Linked DNA regions of Homo sapiens: region 2 is linked to region 1. The links are chromatin loops, found by intact Hi-C in ENCODE. Cell type or tissue: B cell. All regions are shown on one strand. Each heading gives the region's core, and the rest is flanking DNA. Links, peaks and the distances in the headings are about the cores only.

Region 1 (10,026 bases), core at 1,325-9,324:
TATGCGCCAGGCGCAGCTGTAGACACTGCAAATAACAACGGCAACGCCACCAACAACAATATTAGTTAACATTTATTGAAACATGGCAGACATTCTGCTTAGCATTTTATGGGAATTCTATCCATTAATATTGCACATCAACCCAGCAGAGGAACTGTTAACATAATCCCCACTTACAGAGGAAGAAACTGAAGTTTAGGAAGGACCAGTGGCTTTGCCCAAGATTAGGAAATGGTGGACACGGATTGCAAAGCCAGGCTTTTGCAGGGCCCACGCTCCTAGCCACTACACTGCACAGAGAAATGGACACTGTCCCTGAAATAAACTCAGGGACCTGTACGCAAATTACCAGGTTAAAAGGCAATTTCCAGAAAATATCATCCTGATAATTCAGTTTGGTTCTAATTTCACAATTCGCCTTGTGAGCCCCAAATTCCAGCTCAGAGCAGTGTGGTTTAATGGCTGGATTGGGTCTCCTCAGAGGAGGAGCCGGTAGTTCCAGGCCGCAATCACGCCCTTCCCTGGCGGTCAACCCAGGCGGCAGAGGAGAGGCTTTGACACGAGCGGAGGCCTCCCGGCCAGCTCAGCACAAGACGCAAACTGTTTCTGCATTCAGGTCAGAGGTTGCAGGGTGAGGAGTGTTTGAGCGAAAGTGTGCTGGGACTTGAACGCAGTCTCTGCTGGCGGCGGGATGCTTGAGAGCTCTGGTGCGCCGCAGCCGCCTCCAGGTCCCCAGCGCTGCGCTCCCGTCACCACCTTGGCAACAACTGGGATCGCCACAAGGAGGCTTGCTTTTTTCCTCCCGCTGCTCGCTAAGGCAGACTAGAAAGCTGAAAGCTTGGTCTTCCGGAAATGAATCCCTGGGAAGCCGAGAGGAGGAAACGTGCACTCCTGGGAAAACTGGCCCCACGCGGACCTGGCTCACAGCTGTGGATCTGCGGACTCTGGGGAGAAGCTGGGAACAGGAGGGACTCCTAGGCGGGAGAGGAGGGGGAGCTGGAGAAGAGGCGAGTGCGGGGAGAGCCGGGTGTGTGTGTTCATCCTTTCTATGTCTCCCACCGCCGTTTCCATCCCCTCCAAACTTGGTTCCCTGGCAGGCTCGAAAGTGCATTTCTGATCAAGATGCCTGACACTGAGTGCTGGCGAAGGCCTTTCCCAGGTGCACAAGACCACCCCCTCCTGTAATCCAGGAGAGGTGCTAGTTCTAAGCCGGTCCTTCAGACCCACAACGAACTCGTTGCCAGAAAATCGTGCTGCCGCCCGCCCCCAAATCCCAGCCAAACGGAGGCTGGGCCGGTCCTGCTGGAGCTAAGAGTGCACAACTGCACTCACCCTGGGGCCCTAGAGCAACATGCAAACGAGCAAAACTCAGCAAGCATCAGCCTCATCACTGATAGTAAAACAGTTGTGATTCTATTCACTGGTATGCACTAAAGCACCTTGGCTTCGTTCAGATTGGCCGTAGATTGGCACAATGTCGCCTCCTGGGATGGTGGAGAATTGGTCCCCGTCTAAAGTGAGGTTCAGACTGATGGAGATCCTCATCAGTCTAGAGCACAACTCAGATGCCTAGCTCCAGGAAGAACCGGCAAGAGTTTCTCCATGGGGAGCTAGATCGTGCCTGCCCTTGTTCCAGGGGAACTGGAGAGAGACCCTCCCACCCCCATCCTCAGCTTGATTTGAAGGAAAAGATGGAAGATTTTAGAACTAAGCCCCACAAGCTCCTGGTTCCGGGGCCTTGTAGTCTGGGTCTTCGATTAGCGGCTTCCCAGGTTCTCAGGCTTTTGGCCTCCGACTAGGAGTTACACCATCGGCTCCGCTGGTTCTTAGGCCGGTTAGACTGGGACTAAAATCACACCATTGGCTTTCCTAGTTCTCCTGCTTGCAGATGGCATATCACAGTAGTTCCTGGTCTCCAGAATAAACCTCCTCACATAACTACATACAGCCTATTTGCTCTTTTCTCTGGAGAACCCTGACTAATACAAGATCAAAAGTAGGTTTGTGGTTGCCTAGGGCTGGGATATAGTGAGAATTGGCAGAGACTATCAATGGGCATGATGGGGTTTCTCTTTGGGATGACAAAAATGTTTTTAAATAAGATTGTGTCGATGGTTGCACAATTCTGTGAATATACTAAAAGTTGTGGAATTGCACACTTTGAATGAATGAACTGGATGCTAATGTGAATAGCTCAATAAAGCCGTTTTGTGGGGGGGAGGAAATGAGCTTCAAAAATGTTAAGCAACCTCAGGTGGACCGTCTTTCCTGCTGGAAAAGACGCATTTGCTTTGCCTAGACACGGGGAGTTCAGCGCTCCCCAGGGTGTGTATGTGTGTGTGTGTCTGTGTGTGTGTGTAGGGGTCTGGCAGGAAAAGAAGGTCTATCAGGTTTCCTGGACACAGAATGGGAGCGGCGAGAACGCGGATATTAGCTTCCCAGGTCTGACTGCAGAAATACTGACTGCAGAAATACTCCTCCCGCAGCTGTGCGCTCTCCGTTTCTGCAGAACCTCACGCACTTCCTTCTCCTCATCCATCTTAGAGAGTAAAAAAACCCGCATATGTCCTCAAAGGGAGCTGGGGTGTGGATTCTAAGTCGTAGGGGGATATAGGATTTTAACGAGAATTGGTGAGAACATGAGGTCCCAGAGCCACTGGCTCCAGCTATGCAGAGTCCCTCTCGGGGACTCCCTGGGGCAGGATCACTTCGGATTCTCGGATTCCTTGCCCGGAATGTTCCGCGACCAGGGACTCGGCTAAGGGAATTTGCCTTAAAACAAAGAGAGGAGGGCCCTCTGAGAGAAGTCTGCACCATCCCGCAGAATGGAAATTTGTCCCTAACGAATCGTTATCAATCCAAGCGCAGTGAAGGACGGATTTCTTGTGCTTATGGAGGGAGTGGTTTCTGCCCTCCCGGCTGTTGGCCAGGACAGCGAAATGGTGAGGGATGGAGGTGGGGCTGGATCCCAGGTGAGAAGGAGGCGCTGCAGGGGTTGGGACCCATGGTGCAGTCCAAGGAGAGCGCTCTCCTTCCCTTCCGGCTTAGCTCTCTGAGCTCCGCGACGCTTGTGCGCCACGCCGGAGCGGGACAATCGTTAGCGCGCACCTGGCTGGCATGCAAGGCGGGCTCTCAGCGGAGCTGAGGGTTCCGAGAGGCACTGGCTGAGCTGTAAGGCGAGGAGCCGGCTCGGACCCTGCAACTGGATCCCCAACCCTTCCCAGAAGGGAGGCCCAATCCGGGTTGGCGCCTGTCTACTCCAGAGCGAAGGCCTCTGGGCTCAGAGCCACGGGCATTTCTAAGAAAAAAAAAAGTTTATTTAAAATTTTGTACATAAATAAATAAATAAATATCTTCTGGCATTGCAGAGGCCGTACAATTACACAGCTAGGCTGGGGCGGGCCAGAGTCTGGAGGGGGAAGAGTGGGGTCGCCAGCGGCGCAGAGCGGGGTCCTATGTTTAGAGGAAGGAAGAGCGTGTTGGAAACAGAGCAAATCTGTTTCCCCAATATGGATACTACGGGCGAAATTTATCATCTGTGAGAGGAGCCGTGGGGACTGAGGACAGCAAGGCCAGATCAAGGGACAAATGGACTGACTGAAGGAGGAGGCTCCCTGAGGAGGGGAAGGGAAAAGGAGAAGGAAAAAAAAAGTGGGGGTTCATAAATGTGTGTGTTGGCGGGCGGGGGCCGAGTGAATAAATGATCACAGGAAAGAGGTGGGGAGGGACAAAAAGACATTTTAAAAAGAGAAGCGAACGAGCATCCAAGGCCGCCGACCTTGACCGAGAGCGGAGGAGAGTAGAGTAAGCGAGGAAGCCCAAGCCAGCCCAGAGAGGGCGGGCTAGGAGGCGCCGGCTGCCAGCAAGGCGCTGCGCCAAGCAGGCTTGCGGGCGGGGGCCGCGGTGCTGCACTGCCCAGGAGGACTCGAGCGCTTACAGTGTTCACAGCTTGGAGTTGGCTTTGGACACGAGCGAGCCCTGGGGCGGGGACGCCATGGTCCAGTCTCTGCCAAGCTCTCAGCCCTGCCCAGGCCCGGGACCTCTGCAAAGCAGTGCCAAATCCATGCCAGGCAGTGGTTTGGCTGCGGGTGCCTGGGAATCAGCGCTGAGTCCCAGGACTAGTCTCCGAGGCGCAGGGAGGTCTTGGGGTGGGCGACCTAGGGAGACACGCGCCTAGGGAGTGACCGTAAGATCCCGGTCGTCCTTCCCTGAGGAGGACGGAGACATGGGCAATTCGTCGTCATCCTCGGAGCACTTGGCTGAGGAGAGCGATGCGCACTTGCAGCCTTGCGGTGCGCTCCCGCCACCACCGGCACCCCCGCCGCCGCCGCCACGATGGTTGCTGCCCTTGCCCTCCTTCTTGTGCTTCACTCGGCGGTTCTGAAACCAGATCTTCACCTGCTTCTCGGACAGATTCAGGTAGGTCGCGATCTCGATGCGACGTAGGCGGGACAGGTACATATTAGAAGCGAACTCGCGCTCCAGCTCTAGCAGCTGCGTGCTGGTGAAAGCCGTGCGCATCCTCTTGCTGCTGGGCAGCTGGTTAGAGCTGCTGTCTGGAGGTGGCAGAGCAGAGAAGGAAGCGATCAGACCTCTGTGCTGTGGACCCAATCCCTTGGTAGGCGGTCGCCAGAATCCTACGACTTTGACCTCTTACCCATCTCTTCGCCCCAACACAATCCACAGCAGAGCTACAGTGAGCGCTCCTTGTCCAGCTCCGAGATCCTGATTCTCCCGGAGTCATGCAGCCCTGGAACCCCTTCCCCTTCATGGAGAGCCTTGGATCCCAGCCCTCACTTACCCCGGCCCACACTCCAGGACCTGGACGTCTGCCCTCATCCGCCTCCTGGCGTTGTGTCCCGGCCCTCTATCCTCACTCCACCCCAAGCGCCCCCCTTAGTCCCCGACATGACCCTCACCGCCCCCAGAAAGCCCAGGGTCCCTCTTCCTCCATCTCTGGCTCTCCATCCTGCTTCGGATCACCTCTGCCCGGTCCCTCTGCGCGGCGGCCCCGCTTACCCACAGAGATGCAGTGGAACTGCCTGGGGTCAGGCAGCGGGTAGGAGGTCTGGTAGAGCGCGGCGGCAGCAGCAGCGGCGGCCGGGCCGTGAGCGACCCCGGGCGACACAGCAGAGTGCTGGCGGCCCAGGGGCGCGTGGCAGTACTGCGAGCCGAAGGGTGGGAAGGAAGCCTTGAGTAGAGGCAGCGCGGGCGGCCCGGGGGGCCCATGCAGCTGCGAGGCGGTGACGCAGAGCGGGCACACGCACAGCAGCCCAGCCTTGCGCGCGTGGCAGGCGCCAGGCGAGAGACCGTGCAGCGCGTGCGGCGGGGGCACAGCGTAGGGGAAGAGCGGCGGCGGGCTGCCCTCGGGCGCCTTCTTCTCGCCCGCCTCGCGCAGCACTAGCGAGTCCACCAGGAAGGAGCGCGGCATGGCCCCGGCGCGCGGTCGCCCCGCAGCCAGCCCGCCCTCTGCGCCCACCGCACCTTTCGGCTCTCCACGCGCTTTCCCTGGCCGCGGTATCCCGCAGCTGCCTCTGCCCAGGAGGCTGAACGCGCGGCTGAGACCTAGGCTGAAACAGTAGCCTCTGCTGCCGTGGGCACCGCCCAAAGAGCGCGGGGTGCTGGCCAGCGCTAGTGGTGCTGAAAGGCGCCGGCGGCGCGGCTTAAATAGGACTATTGCCATGTGATGGACTACGCCAGGAGCGGCCGGGGCCTCTCAATAGGGTTTTTGTGCCTTTTCTCTTGGCATTCACTCTGCACGCTTCCTCATTATTTCACTTGTTAACTAAATGAACTGCATAATGTACTCTATTCTTGTCAACCCCACCCACGCCGTAACAGGCGCCCTCGCCCCCTCCTCTCCCTTTTGCGGGTTTATTTTCTCATTCTCCCGCGATTTAATATTCTTTCCTTTCTCTTTATTTCTTACTCCCCTTTGGCTTTGCATTGGCCATCAGCCCGTTCACCTTACTGATTTTGCACCCCCGCGGCCTCTCTTCTACAGATCCCCATGGGCGCACACCCTCATATCCTCTGTCCACTTGGTCCTGGTCCCCTTCTTTCTATTATCGCCCTTACACCCCAAAAGTATGCTGTCTCCAGTCAGCCCTGTCAGCTCAGTGCCGTGCACCCCCGAACCTCCCTCCAGCCGGTCTCAGATTTTCCACCTGTGGAATCGCTTCTCTCTCTGCGTCGGAAGAAGGAGGACCGGGTTCCCGCGTGAAGGAGGCGTCTGTGGGGAGGGAGGAGAAGGGCTCATTATTCCTTATCCAGCCCTAGACCCATCGCTGTCCCTCGGTTTTCTCTAAGTTTCTCAAATAGTCTTAATTTTGGTGCTGCCTACGACGCCCAGTCTTTGTTCGGTAGATGCTGGCCAACCAGCCCTTTCCTTCAAATGACAGGGCCGTGGATGTAAAAGAGGAAAAACAGTCTCTGAGCGTTACGAACAGAGACAGGGAATGGGGAATGAAAGCCGAGATGGCGCAGATCTAGATCTCGCACCCCAGCACATGTGGCGAGTGCGGACTGTCTGCCCGCGCATCTTGCCCACACCCTGTCTACTGGAGCACACTTCCAGCAGTGCGCTGGGAAACCGCTGCCATCTCTTAGTTTGGAACGGCGCGAAGGGCGGTTGTATTCCTGGCATCGGCTGCCTTTGCCCACCCTGACCCGCCTCCGCTCTCCCCAAGACCCGGCTTCTTCTTCCTGCCGCGTCACTCTTCTTTCTGGTCACACAATGGTTAAACAACTTCAAACGCTCAGAGCTGTGTACACAGCTCCAGCTTTTTAAATCGTTCTCGGGCTCAAAGCTGTTTCGCCCAGGAGCTTTTTCCATACAATGGGAAATCAGCATAAACATTTCTAATTTACAGCCCGGGACTTTTCACAGGAGACGTTTACTTTCGATTTTATTGGAACCAAATCGCTGCAGTCACCTGCTCTGAGCCCTGAATGGAATTGTGAGAAATGGAGGGGGAAGCTTAGGGGTCTGGGGAAGCAGTGCGCAGGAATAAGATTGCCCAAACCCGAAGCATCTGCATGGGCTTTTATCCTTGGCAACATCTTTGCAATAACAACAGCAACAGATTATAACTGATTAAAAAGCAAAGATAATTTGTTTTGCGAGATAATAACTGCTTCTGTAAAAGGGAATAGGACAATGGGAGAAGTAACCTGCATGGAGGGCATGGCATCTAGCAGGAGTAAGGGTTCAATGTTTTCTTGGTTGCTTGGCATGGAGTGGGGGGCAAGGCTGCCCTCTGAGACAGAGTCTCAGCGCCAAGGCTCCCCCACTCTAGGGTGGTGCCTGCAAACCAGCCGGAACGCATCAATGCAGCCTAATTCCCGTTCTAATTGCTCTCTGGGAAATTTGAGCTGGGCTGGGTCGCTGAGAGGAAGCGAAGAGCGAGACCCGGGCGGGGAGAGGGGCTTTCCGCTGGGCAGAGGCAGGCTGGAGGGGCGCAAGGGCGGGCGGGGCCCAGGGGTGCAAGGGGCGGGCACTGCACCCGGAGCTGGGAGCCCGCGAGTGGCCAGCGTGGAGCTCCACTGGCAGCCGCCCCGCGTGCCCGGGGAGGAAGGGGTTAAGAGCCCCTGAATGCGAGCAAGGCCAAAGCTACTGGGAAAGAATATGGGGGTGGGGGTGGGGGTGGGGGGAATAACCAGGTTTTTTTTTTTTTCCTCTCTCCAGCCTCTGGACCTTATTGAATGTCATTGAAGAAAGTTTTGAATGCCAGATAAAGAGAGGCGAATTAAAGTGTGTGACAGCGAAGGATAAGCAAACACAAAGAGAACTCTGTCACACTTTGGGGCAAAATCCGTGGGCTTTTTACCAAGTCTCTTCGCTATGATTGAATTAAGTAATAGGAAAACATTTTCTTTCAGTTTAGAGCCATTAGACAAAAACTTCAAAGCGAATAACACTTTTTAATGTGCGGCCCCACAATGGATCGGGTTTTGTGCTGAAATGTTTAAATGGTTTGTTGTGCAACTCGGCGCGGGAGAGACCCGGGCCGGAGCAAAATAGCATCCCTGAGAGAACCAAGGCGCACTTAATCTGTGGTCTCTCAGCCCGGCGGGCCGCGGCCGGAGAGGGGGCTCCCTGCTTGGCGGTCCAGGGCCGCCAGCGCGCCCAGGAGCCTGGCCATTTCCGCAGAGAAAGCTCCGTGCCTCTGAGAGACCCGAGCCTTGGGCAGGTGCTAGCGCGGGCAGCCGGGAGGTCCGGGCCGCCCCGCCAACCCGGCCTCCCCACCCAGCCAACCCGGCCTCCCCACCCCGCGGCCTCTGCCCGCCGCCTGGTTTCCGGGGGCCGCTACCCGGGCTCTCTCGGGCGGCCGCGCCACTTTCCTGTTTAAAGCGCCTCCCAGGGCTTGCTTTAGCCGAGTTTGAACTTTAGTCACCCGAGCAAAAGTCCCCCAGAGCGGGGCGGGGTGGGAGGCGGCTGCCGGATTAGCCTGACAGCCCCAGGAGGGGCCCGGGAGCCCCTGGGCCTGGCGGGTCGGCTCTGCTGCCGGAGCCGGTTTTCAAGTGTCCATCAGGGACAGTTCAACATTGAAAGAATTTCTGTTGTCCCGGGCTTTCCTTCTTTCATTCTGTCTCCTTTCCTGTGGGTAGAAAGAACACACGATTTTTCTCCCGGAATTGCAGCTCTAAGATACTTGCCGCAAAAACTGCTCAAATTGGAGGGTGGGGAGGGTGGCAGTGGTGGTGCCTTGTTCCCTTCTTTCATGTTTTTCTTCAAATGTCACTTTCCTTCTCAGGGAGGCCAACGACCTTATTTAAAATAGCCCCTCACTTCCGCCACACTCCGTGTTTGGTTCCTTGCTACATAAGCACCTTCTAACTTCCTGTGTTTTTTGATCATTTGTTTTATTATCTCCTACTCCCGAAATTTATGCTCTATGAAGAGCAAGGTTTTTGTCCATCTTATCCATTGCTGCATCCCAACTTAGAAAAGCTCCTGGCACATAGCAGGTGGCTCGTATATATTTGGAGAATGAATGAGTGGATAAAAGACAGTTGAGCAAGGAGGTCGACTGGGAGGACCTTCTGGTGTGCCTGCTGGAGACACCTAAAACTCAGGAGCATGGCATGGGGCCACCCACCCAGGAAGCCCTGGAGGGCAGGGCTGTCTGAATCTCCCCCAGCCCACTTCCTAGGCCTGGGTTATCAGAGGAGTTTAATGTGTTTGTTGAGTGAATGGCAGATGGGTAAGCTAATCTGTGTATCCCCAGCCCTCCACTGGTGGTCCTCAAGCTCCTTCAGAAACAAGATGGTCCCATTGAAGGCAGTTCCAGTGTCCTGCTCTGCAGGAGTTGGATGAACGCTGCAGGAGCTGGATGAACCCACTGATAGCTCAAGGCTAGGGCTTGTCATCCAGATCTTTTCATGGTGTGTAAGAGGGGTTGGTTGGAAAGGGACCAGATGTGGTATATGCTCTGGGATGATCAGTGACCATTTTTGCTCTTTCTGGCTGAAGGCAATGGAGTGGGAATTCTCATTGTAAAGGAAGAGACTGCTCCCCTGACCAGACCAGGAGGGACTCAGACAACTCCCTCGGGAGAGAGCAAGTTGTTCAATTGAGCAGAGGGGCAGGGAAATGCTATGAGGAGCTGAGAGCCAGGCATGGGAGTGGCAAAGGGAGGGGTGAGGAGTGGTGGCCAGACATGGGTGTGGATCAGAAGGGGAGGCCAGGCCAAGTCATGAAGGGCCATGCTAACTGGTTTGGATTTGAGCCTGTTCTGAGATTTTTCAGCAAGGAGAGTGACAGAGCTAGATATATTTTTTTTAACTTATTTGTTTTGTTTTGTTTTGTTTTGTTTTTTGAGAAAGGGTCTCACTCTGTCACCCAGACTGGAGTGCAGTGGCATGATCTTGGCTCACTGCAACCTCTGCCACCCAGGCTCAAGTGATTCTCCTGCCTCAGCCTCCCAAGTAGCTGGGCTTACAGGTACACACCACTACCACCCAGCTGATTTTTGTATTTTTAGTAGAGACGGGGTTTCACCATGTTGGCCTGGCTGATCTTGA
Region 2 (10,026 bases), core at 989-8,988, 130 kb before region 1:
CTACTAAAAATACAAAAATTAGCCGGGCGTGGTGGTGTAAGCCTGTAATCCCAGCTACTCAGGAGGCTGAGGTAGGAGAATCCCTGAAAAAAAGAGGAACCCAGGAACGACAGAATGAGACCCTCTCAAACAAAAACAAAAACAAAACAAAACAAAACACGCTAATTTAATTTTAAAAGTGAATTCGAATCATCCCACTGCCAGAAAGGTTTGAAACAAAGTGAGGAGAATCAGTTTTCATCTCTTCCCATATTATCAGTATTTATTAAGCATTTCCCACAAACATAACCCGAGCACAAGGCCCAGACCTTGAAAAGAAGACAGACCTGGGATGCACAGACCTGTTTGTAAATAACTGTTAGGTAATTTTTAAAATGTTAAATAAGATAACTGGTTTTCCAAACCCTCCAATCACATACGTTTTCATAATTTCTAAAGATGTGAAGGTCATACTGGCTCGTGAATAGTTGTTGGTTTCCAAGGCGCACCAGGCCACTGTGCTTGTCTTCAGCACAGCCTCTACCTCGGAACAGGAATTACGTCCACATCCTAAATAGAAAGTTCCGAATATCTTTGGTTTAGTGGTCACCCAGGGGTCCATCTTTCTCCCTCACCCCCAGATCCAGGCCCGTCCCCCCTTGCCTTCCCTGCCAGCAGTGTGGAACTGGAGCACAGGGACTCTTGCACTGCTCCTAAGCCAGCCCTGCCGCTGCTCGCCCTGCCTTGCAAGATGTTCTCTTCCTCAGAAGAAAGGGGTGCAAGTTATAAGATGTGCAGTAGTGAAGTGTGCAGCTAGAGAAGAGGAAGAGGAGGGATGAGAAGGGGAGGTAGAAGGAGGAGGAGGAGAAAGAAAGAGGTCAGGAAGAAAGAGGAGGAGGAAGAGGAGGGAGAAGAAGAGGAGGAGGAGGAAGAGGACGGGGAAGAAGGGGAGCAAGAGGAGGGGGAGGAAAGGAGAGCACGTGGAAGAGGAGGAAGAGGAAGAGGAGGGAGAAGAAGAGGAGGAGGGAGAGGAGGGGGAAGAAGAGGAGGAGGGAGAGGAGGGGGAAGAAGAGGAGGAGGAGGAGAAAGAGGAGGGGGAGGAAAGGAGAGCAGGAGGAAGAGGAAGAGGAGGGAAAAGAGGAGGGGGAGGAAAGGAGAGCAGGAGGAAGAGGAAGAGGAGGGAAAAGAAGAGGAGGAGGAGGAAGGGGAGGGGGAAGAGGAGGAGGAGGAAGAGGAGGACTCACTGTATTCCACTGGCATCAATTTCACGGGATCTTTGAAAACTCAAACATTTCCTTTCAATTATTTCTAAACTTAAAGGGGTCGCCCGAGTAAGAATGGCTTTATGGCAGATTAAGGTACTCGGCCCAGCTTCCCCGCTGTGTGTGTTAGGGAGCCTTCCAATGTGTATGGTACAGTTTCCATTGTCTTTGAAGAGCCGGCTTCTCTAAACAGGTCCCAAGGTGGAGTGCTGTAGGAGGGCAGGGATGTGCGCAACAGCCACAAACAACGCCAATCCAGTATCACTAAAAGAGGGCCCCAATACTACAAAAACCAATGGCTCTTTTTCTTCCGGAAGGCCTGCCGGCATCTACCCGCGGGGCCCCAACTGGCACATGCGCCTGAGAGAGCGGGTTTTCCCCTTCGGTCTAAGGTGGGCCCCGCAATTGCCGCCCCATTCAACTGCCAGGGCGGGTGGTCCACGCCCGGGGTCCTCCTAGGCCCTCTGCTCCTCCTCGGCGAGTGGTTGAAGCCCCTCAGCCAGGAGCAGCTCCTGCCTCTCATCGTGGTTCCTGCGGCCGCCGAGGCGCGACGCTGGAGGGCTGTGGCGACGCGCTAAGGCCAGGCGGCAGGCGGCCCTCTCGGGCGGCAACGGGGGCAGCGGGCGGCACAGCACCTCCGGGGGGCGGCGGCGGCGGCAGCGCCAGAAGCTCCTCGCCGGAGGTCACGGCGCAGTCCTGCTCAGGCTCCGCGACCCCGCCACCCCCGACAGCTGTCCCGCCGCCGCGCTTCTTGTCCTCCTCCTTTTTCCACTTCATGCGGCGGTTTTGGAACCAGATCTTGATGTGTCTCTCGGTCAAGTTCAACATGACAGCCAGCTCCACCCGGCGCGGCCGTGAGATGTACTTGTTGAATAGGAACTCCTTCTCCAGCTCTAGCAGCTGTGCGCGCGTGTAGGCCGTGCGCGTCCGCTTGTTCTCCTCCGGCTCCGCAGCGTAGGCGCCGCCTGCGGGCGACACAGGGCGTGAGTGTGGCCCCCGGAGCCCCGCACAGCCCCCACCCACGCAGCCCAACCCCTTCAAGGGGGGCCAGGGAGCCCTAGCCCTACCAGCTGCTCCCGCCGGAGCCACCAAGCCCCAGCATCCCATTTCAGCGCCTAGTGTAGGCGCGCGAAGCTCTTCCCTAGTAACTCAAGCCCTTCCTAATAAAGATAGCCTTTTTATTGGAGACCAAACTCGAGTCAGCTCTCGCCGTGAGCCTAAGCTTGGCTCTGCCAATGAGTGGTCCTTGAATGCGCTCATATAATCGGTGTTAATCAACTGATTGATGTTGATTTAAATGTATATAATAGTTAAACCGGCTGGATCCTACAAAGGCAATAAAACGCCTTTAATCCAGGGCTAAAAAAAACCTCCTGATGGTGACCCACAAATGTGAGAAATACATTTCGGATCGTTGTGTAGTTCACACACGGACACTGCAGGTCAGTTATACTGACAAATCTTAAGGACATAAAACAAACGTTTACCACGTATGATGCTATCTACTTTTCTCTCCATTATCTGCTATTTCGTTTAAAAAATACTAATCTCAACCTAGTAAATTGATTTTATGACCTGCGAATGGGTGCAACCTGCAGTTTGAAAATCTTTGTGCTAATGGAGACTGTGACACATTTTGTTATATCTGACCATGTGTTTCCTCTCTCTATAGTTATATCGTAATTAGTCCCAACCTGAGAGCCAGCAAATTCTCCATAATTGTTTTAACTTCAGCCGGACTTCTGCCCGCGAAGTGAAGGAATATTGTTCTGGGGGTCACGTTGGCCAGGGCAGAACTCTGGCAGCTCCAGACTCTACGCCCTGGATCCCAAATGCCCTCAGAGGTGTTGAGGGGAGACACAGGGGCCCTAGCCCAGCTGCAGAACCGACAGCCCTACGGAGGAGGTGGTAGTGGTGCAGAAACAAGCCTCTCGTGTCTCCAAGAGGCAACAGGACGCCCTGGCCCAGGAGGTTGGAGACCCACATTCACTGTTTGCCGCTGCGCTCAGCCAGGTCCCAATCTTTTCTTTTCTGTGGAAAATACTGACTGCACCCAGGCTGTGGACGCTGGCGCGGGAAGTTCCACCAAAGTTCCGGGGAGAGGCTTGTCTTAGAGCAAAGGCAGGGGACATTTCTCCTGTGAATGTTGGCTAAGCCTTAAGGAATTGAAAGGCGAGTGTGTGTGTGTTGGGGGCGGGTTTAATTTCGCGATGGAACCCTACTGGGTTTCCCCCCAGGTCGAGAAGAGGCGCCAGAAGCTGAAGCAGAGGCTCAAACCCTAGTCCAGGGAGAGTTCTACTCCCTGGGGGCATCCCCGAATCTACCTGGCATCCCACGCCTGGGAGAGAAGCGAGACGGGCCTTCAATAAACATTTTGAAAGGCTCTCCAAAGTTTTTACATTAAACCGACATGTCTCTGGGTTCCTGCCTTAGGCTGCGGGCTTCGTATAGTCCCTGCGAGAGGGCTTCGTGAAGTCCCTGCGAGAGACTGCTCAGGGAGAGACTTCCTGGGGTGCACTATTCCCGGGGGACCTGTGCTCAGCGCGACGCGGCAGGGGTGGAGGTTGAGGATGGTGGGAAAAGGTCAAGGTCGCCAAGCCTGGGCCCTTCCCCAAGGCGCAGAGTGATGCAGTTTAGGTGCCAGCTGGACAGCGCTGCTGAAGCATTTGGGGGTCAATGTTTTTCAAAACCTCTGTTGTCATTAGCATTCAGATTCGTACTGCCAGTGAGAGCCCTTTTGTCACTTCGCTCTTCCCAGGGGCAGGTGGGTTTGCAATTTTTGAATTTCGGCTCCATCGAAGTTTCCCCTAGAGGAACGCGGGGATAGCAGCCGGCCCCGCAGACGGCTTCCAGGGGAAGAGAGGGGAGGTCGTCTCCTTCCCCGAGAGTCGAGCATGCAGCGGGTTAGAGGGCGCCAGCAAAGGCCTGGGGCCAACTCCAGCCCGAGAGTGTCGCCCTCCTTGGGTCCCCGAACCCTCGCCAAGGCTGCTGATTTGCCTTCTGGTTTTACTTTCTGGCTTCTTGGGTCAGCCTAAGCCCAAGTCCTCCAGAGCAGAGGTATCACCCCTTGGGTTGGGATAGGGAAGTTACTCCACCTCACAAATCCTCTTTCGGGACCCTGATGTCGCCCATTTCCTGAGGAAGGCCCAGGGTGGGAAAGCAGGAGCTCCGAGGGCCTAGGAGGCCAGAAGAGAGGTCTGGAGGGGAGGCAGCCCTGGAAGAAAACTGGGTGAGGACGAGGAGCCCCCCACCTTTGTTCGAGGGACTGTCCTCCCGCCTCCTAAGAACCCCGCATTTCCGGAGACTTCAAGGCCTTTGGCCCGGGCTGCGCGAGCTGGATAAATTTGCAGAGGCGCCGCGGCAGCTTCTGGCGCCCCTGTCAACTGGGTTTCGCTGGAGGTGGGGACGATTGCAGCGCAGTTCAGCCCTCGTCCTGCCTCAGGACCTTCGCCTTAGCAAGAAAGTGAACTAGGAAGAAGAGAGTCCCGTGGACCCCAGGCAAGCTGGGGTCCCCCTCCCTCTCCCGCACAAAGCCCCTCCTGGCTGCGCCTGGGGTCAGTGTCAGGCAGGGCTGGCCAGACCCCGCAGATGGGCGCTGAGGATTTTCGGGGTGGGCCGGGGGACGCCGGCTCGAGCTGCTTCCCCCTACTCCCGGCTGCCAGTTGAAAGGAAAAGGCAACTATTTGCGGTGCAGGTGTGACCAGAAGTGGCTGAGGCACGGCAGCGATGACAGTGAGTAGCGGCGACGACACAGGCCGCGCCGGAACTTGCCGCTCGCGCGGGGCCGCAAAGGACCCGGGGGCTACCCCGTGCCTCCGGCTCCCGGCTCCGGGAAAGACCTTCTGTTCTCTGCCGGCGCGGAGGGCCGCAGGAACCAGGCCTCTCGCCTCCCCACCAGCTAGGCAGGGAGCGCCCATCTCCTGAAAAATTACTTCCTGGGAAGCGGTGCGGGGAGACAGCTTCAATTGCTTTCGGTTGGTGAAAAACGAATTCGCTTCTCAGATTGCTCTCCTAGCTGCCAGGCTCTGACGTTGAGAGGCCGGCTTTCAGCCTCGCGGTGAGCCCCCGCCTTGCCCCAGCCCCTTCCTCTTTACTCCTATCCTGTTTCCACAACCAGGGCAGCCGGACACTGCTGGGTTGGGTGCAGTTTCCTTTCCCTCCCTGCCTTTCTGCACCTACCTGGCGCCCCTAGATGCCTGCCCTTCCTTAACGAAGCGCGGGAAGTGAGGGGCTCCGGGGCTCCGAAGGCGATCTGGGGCCTGGGTCCGAGGCACCCATGTCCCTACTCGGCTTCCTCGATGTGCACTACCAAGGAGTCCTGGGTTCCCGGATCCCCTGCTGGAGGAGGATCTGTAGTGTCCGAAGCCCTGAGCAGGACTCAGCCTCGGCTCTCTAAGGATGGCGCTGGGAGCGCGGGCTCCTGGGGCGAAGATGGGCTCAGCGAACAGGGAAGGAAGGAGTGTACACTCCCAGGAGAGCTGGGTGGGAAAGATGCTTCAAACTGGACTAGAGAAGCACTGCTGTGAGGGATGGGCTCGGTAGCTCCCTGATGTAGTTTAGTCCGACCCGGGATAATCCAAGGCGCCGGGAACAGAGAGAAGGCTCCTGGGAGCGCTTGGAGGTAAGGCGGCCGGGTGAGAACCGGAAAGGAGAAAGGGGTGGGGAGCCAGGCTTACCTGCCCACTGGCCTTTCCACGCGTGAGCTTTGGTAGACTTCATCCATGGGAAAGGCAGCTGGACGCGGTTGGGCTCCTCCAGGACGCCCGGCTCGGCTCCCTCCGGGAAGGGCCCGGCGGGCGGGTGGGGGAGCGCGAGCTGAGCCGGGAGGTGGTGGTGAAGGTGCGCCACCGCGGGGTCGTCGGCGAGGGGGGGCACCTCGTACGGGGAGATGTCCGGGGGGCTGCCCTGCTCCAGCGCGCCCAGGGCGCCAGGGAACGGGTGCGGCGGCGGCGGCGGGGGCTGGCGGCCCATGTACAGGCACGCAGGGGGGCTGGCGCTGAACTCCGGCGCCGGGCCTCGCTGGAACGCGCATGGGTCCTTGTAAAGCTGCGTGGCCGCGTAGTACTGCTCCTCGCCGTTCATGGCTGCGGCCCGGGATTGGGCACCGGGAGCCGGGAGCCGGGAGCCGGGAGTCGGGAGCTGGAGCCGGGGATTTGGCACTGTGTGGCGTTCCCACTCCCGGCGCCACCCCTGCTCGCTTTGACAGCTCCGCACTGATCTCAGAGGGAACCCACAGCCAGCGCGGACCGGCGGGCCGGCCGCCGCACCATAGGCTCCGCGGGGCCCCACGTGGTTCAGCCGGGGGCCGTGATTGGCCTGGCTGGCCGCACTAAGAGGCTAGGCCCAGGTACCCGCGAGCACCTGCTTTTGTTCCAATTTTCTCTCTCAGCTGAGTTTGCTGCACACTCCTGAACGGGCAGCTGGCGGTGCTCCCCAAAATGGGCGCTCACGAAAACATTAGAACCACTCATTTATAGAAACATTTTCACCGTGGCTTAAAAGTTTCTATTTTCCTATATTTTTCTATTTTCTATTTTCCTATATTTTTTCTATTATATTTGATAATGGACATAGTGTGTTTGTTAATTGATGTAGTTTACAAGGAGACATGTTGAGTTTTTAATTTTTTATTTAACTGTTGCGGAATACGATAAAAAAAAAGTTTGCAGACCCAGCTCTCTAGGTCAGAAGCATTTGATTCTATTTTATTTATGAAGTTTGTTCACAGCCACAAAGATGTCGGTTAAAAAACACACGAAACTCTGGCATTCGTTGTGTGTTTTTACTTGTGGATGTGCTGCAAGTACTTCTGGGGTGTAAACGGTAACTTCTGAAGCATTCACAGAGACTTTTTTAAATTCTTTTTTTTAAAAAATTGAAGGGTATTACAAATTTGGGTTTTGGAAAATTGGGGCCCATTTGGCCAGCCCGGAACGTAGCTTCCCAATACAGCGAGGGGGAAAGACGCGGCCTTCCTCTTGGGGCTGCGAAGCAGGGGCAGGTGTTGGCACGGGGGTTCCAGACCCTTGACGACTCTCTACGGGCCGGGACCCTGGCGGAGTTTGCCGGCAGAGAACACTCACTCTCTTCTGCTTGCAATTGAAATAAGGCAAGCAGGAGAGGGGGAAGTGGAGGAAGAGTTACATATTTAGAAAAAGAAATAAAAACGCTGCATTTTCCATGATAACATCTGTGCTTGGCTTCAAACCATTCAGTAACTTCTGGGCATTCTGGGGTCCTGACTTAAACAGGGCCACTTTTTCTGCACCCACTGACGCGGATGGATGACCTCCGGGTGGCGGTGACGTCCAACCCCCTGCCTGGGCATGATCCGCTAGGCCTGGCGGCCTGACCAGCCTCTGACTGGATACTCCCGAAATGAGGACGTTTCTCGAAACGCCACCGTGGGTTTTAGAAAAACTAGACAGCTTTGCAGAAACGTCTCAGCAAGAGAGAGCTTGAACCACAAAGAACCAAGCCAGAGAAAAATCACTGCTCCGCCTTTCCTAAACAACGCACCAACATCCAGACCTTTGAGAGTCAATCTTAATGTATTTCTTTCTTCCTACTGGAAATATTTGTGTTTTAAGTGCGGATTGAGTGCTCTATTCTGAGGACTCTTTATTTTTATTAAAAGACAAAAAAGCCAGTCGGGAATGTGGACTTCTCTGCAGATTCCTTCTCTTGCGGGAGGCCGGTATAGTCTCAGCATTTGCTTCGATGTGTGAGAACTCATGTGTGTGGCTTCCTGGCCTGTGGCCTCATGTGTGTGGCTCTGATGTGTGGCTCCCTGGCTTGTAGATGCCCTTGCTGTCACCGAAGACAGGCCAAGGGAAGCACGGCGGCGGGCGGGGAGAGTTTCGGTGATTTCTTCAGGGAAAAGTGCCACCTGCAGTTTTGGTGGGGGCAGAGAGTGAAAGGCCGTGGGGCCCGGGCACCTAATCTCTGTGCGCCCGCGTCAATGAGTCCATTGTCTGCGGCCGCGGAGAACTCTACCCTATCACCCTGGCCGCGAGTGACCACATCGATCAGGAGGGCAGGCTGGAGGGGGTTGCCTGGCCGCGGCGTGTTGACCCTTGGAGATAATCTGCCGAGTCGCCGAGGGTTGACTTGGCGACGCGGTTATGAGCGGACGGCAAGCTCCGCTCAGGACAAAGATCGGCCACTTTTCCCCTCCCCCTCCTTTTCCTCCCCCTTCCCCTCCTCCCTGGGCACCCCTACACCCACTCTGGACTCAGTCTGCGCCCCACTCTCCCTCCCCTGCTCCCTGCCTCGCCTGCCACCCCCGGAGTGTTTACTTTGCACTTCTCAACTAATTGCACATTTCTGTAAATTGGTCTCCATTTCGATGCTTCATTTGCTTCCATTTAATATTTTTGCTCGGCCCTGCAGAAAGAAAAGAGGCTCTCAGCAGAAAGCAAATCCGCCGGTTGCGGTCGCCGGCAAAAACCCGGGTACCCGCGGCTGTGGGGGAGGAGGAGGGGATCGCCGGGGGTATTCCATGGAGGCGCGTTCTCACTTTCACAATTAGCATTTTCTGCTGCCTGCGACCTATAGAAGGGACCCAGGGAGCAAAGGTCAAACAACCATTTATTATTGTTATTATTATTATTAGATGAAACAAAGTTATCTGGAATTTTATCACGTACAGCCGTATAAAAAACGCATCAAGCGGAACCCTCCGCTTAGTAAGGTCGTGTGTTGTACTTCCCCGTGGATCTAGCTCCTGGTATCGTAAAATCGCCGAGTCCATTACAGGCGAAATGCGTTTCCGCTCTGAATCCCCGCTGACGCCTGCGCCCCCTCCAAGCCGCCTCGCCCACAACAGGCCCGGCAGCGATACCGAGCCATTAGGCGAGCACCTTCCCGAGCCATTTAACAGCAGCTCTTATGGATAAATAAACAAAAAAGGCTGTAAACCAATTAAAGTGTGGACAGTGAAAAAGTCGTTTATTAGCTGGACGTCCTGATAGTCCTCGCTGATACTGGAGGTCCTTGCCGGCCCTCTTCCCCCTTTCCCTTCACAGAGACGCGGTTTACACCCGGGAGAACACAGGTTACCTTGTTCTTGGTAAGTGGCTAAGTCTTCCTCGGTGGTTTCAGAGGCATGCTAAGGGCTGAATTTGGCTTGGTGATAGGATTTTTAAGCCACTGCATCCCATTATAAATGAAAAAAACAGATGAATCCCACTTAACTCCAAGGTATACATCATGAATGCACGTGGAATTTATATTCATTTTATAATTAAATCTCTGTTGAAAATAAAAATTGTTTCTTGAGTTGGAAAATTCTGTAAAGCAAACGATGTGATGTGTGGAATGAGAATACTTCTATAATTGATTGCACTTTAGTTCATTAGCATTTCCTTCAATGAGCACTAATGCAGGCAGGTTTTCATTTTCCTAAGTCGAATCAATGTTTCCCTCCTGCTGGTTTATGAATACCCAGAATTGGCCGAGGGCGGTGGCTCACGCCTGTAATCCCAGCACTTTGGGAGGCTGAGACAGGCGGATCATGAGGTCAGGAGATCGAGACCATCCTGGCTAACATGATGAAACCCCGTCTCTACTAAACCTACAAAAAAATTTAGCCGGGCGTGGTGGCGGGCGCCTGTAGTTCCAGCTACTTGGGAGGCTGAGGAAGGAGAATGGCGTGAACCCAGGAGGCGGAGCTTGCAGTGATCCGAGATCGCGCCACTGCCCTCCAGCCTGGGAGACAGAGCGAGGCTCCGTCTCAAAAAATTAAAAATATATATATATATATAAATAAATACCCAGAATTTGG

What was found. Hi-C counts contacts between places; a loop is a spot of excess contacts. Peaks named below come from ENCODE experiments on the same cell type or tissue, not always from the same donor. Only the 100,000 strongest peaks of a DNase experiment are listed, where the experiment ranks them.
Region 2: a loop joins it to region 1, with 7 times the contacts of the local background. A loop is called at or near these places in 2 of 110 quality-filtered maps.

The regions. Positions count from the first base shown.
Region 1 is chr13:27,788,096-27,798,121 of GRCh38, reverse strand. It overlaps GSX1 (GS homeobox 1), which reads right to left and starts at 5,639. Exons shown (of 2, transcript NM_145657.3): 1 at 5,020-5,639; 2 at 3,354-4,556. The coding sequence starts at 5,431. The coding sequence ends at 4,174. RefSeq lists enhancers at 416-1,098, 2,498-3,300, 4,909-5,712. In B cell, for the core only: no CTCF peak of the experiment used is centred there; DNase peaks (open chromatin) are centred at 5,631, 7,901, 8,111, 8,381 and 2 weaker places; H3K4me3 peaks cover 2,869 bases; H3K27me3 peaks cover 7,819 bases.
Region 2 is chr13:27,916,436-27,926,461 of GRCh38, reverse strand. PDX1 (pancreatic and duodenal homeobox 1) reads right to left here and starts at 6,462. Exons shown (of 2, transcript NM_000209.4): 1 at 5,918-6,462; 2 at 149-2,206. The coding sequence starts at 6,323. The coding sequence ends at 1,761. PLUT (PDX1 associated lncRNA, upregulator of transcription) reads left to right here and starts at 9,171. Exons shown (of 5, transcript NR_047484.2): 1 at 9,171-9,312. RefSeq lists enhancers at 1,326-1,992, 1,993-2,660. In B cell, for the core only: no CTCF peak of the experiment used is centred there; DNase peaks (open chromatin) are centred at 2,341, 2,521, 5,211, 6,221 and 8 weaker places; H3K4me3 peaks cover 2,405 bases; H3K27me3 peaks cover 7,771 bases.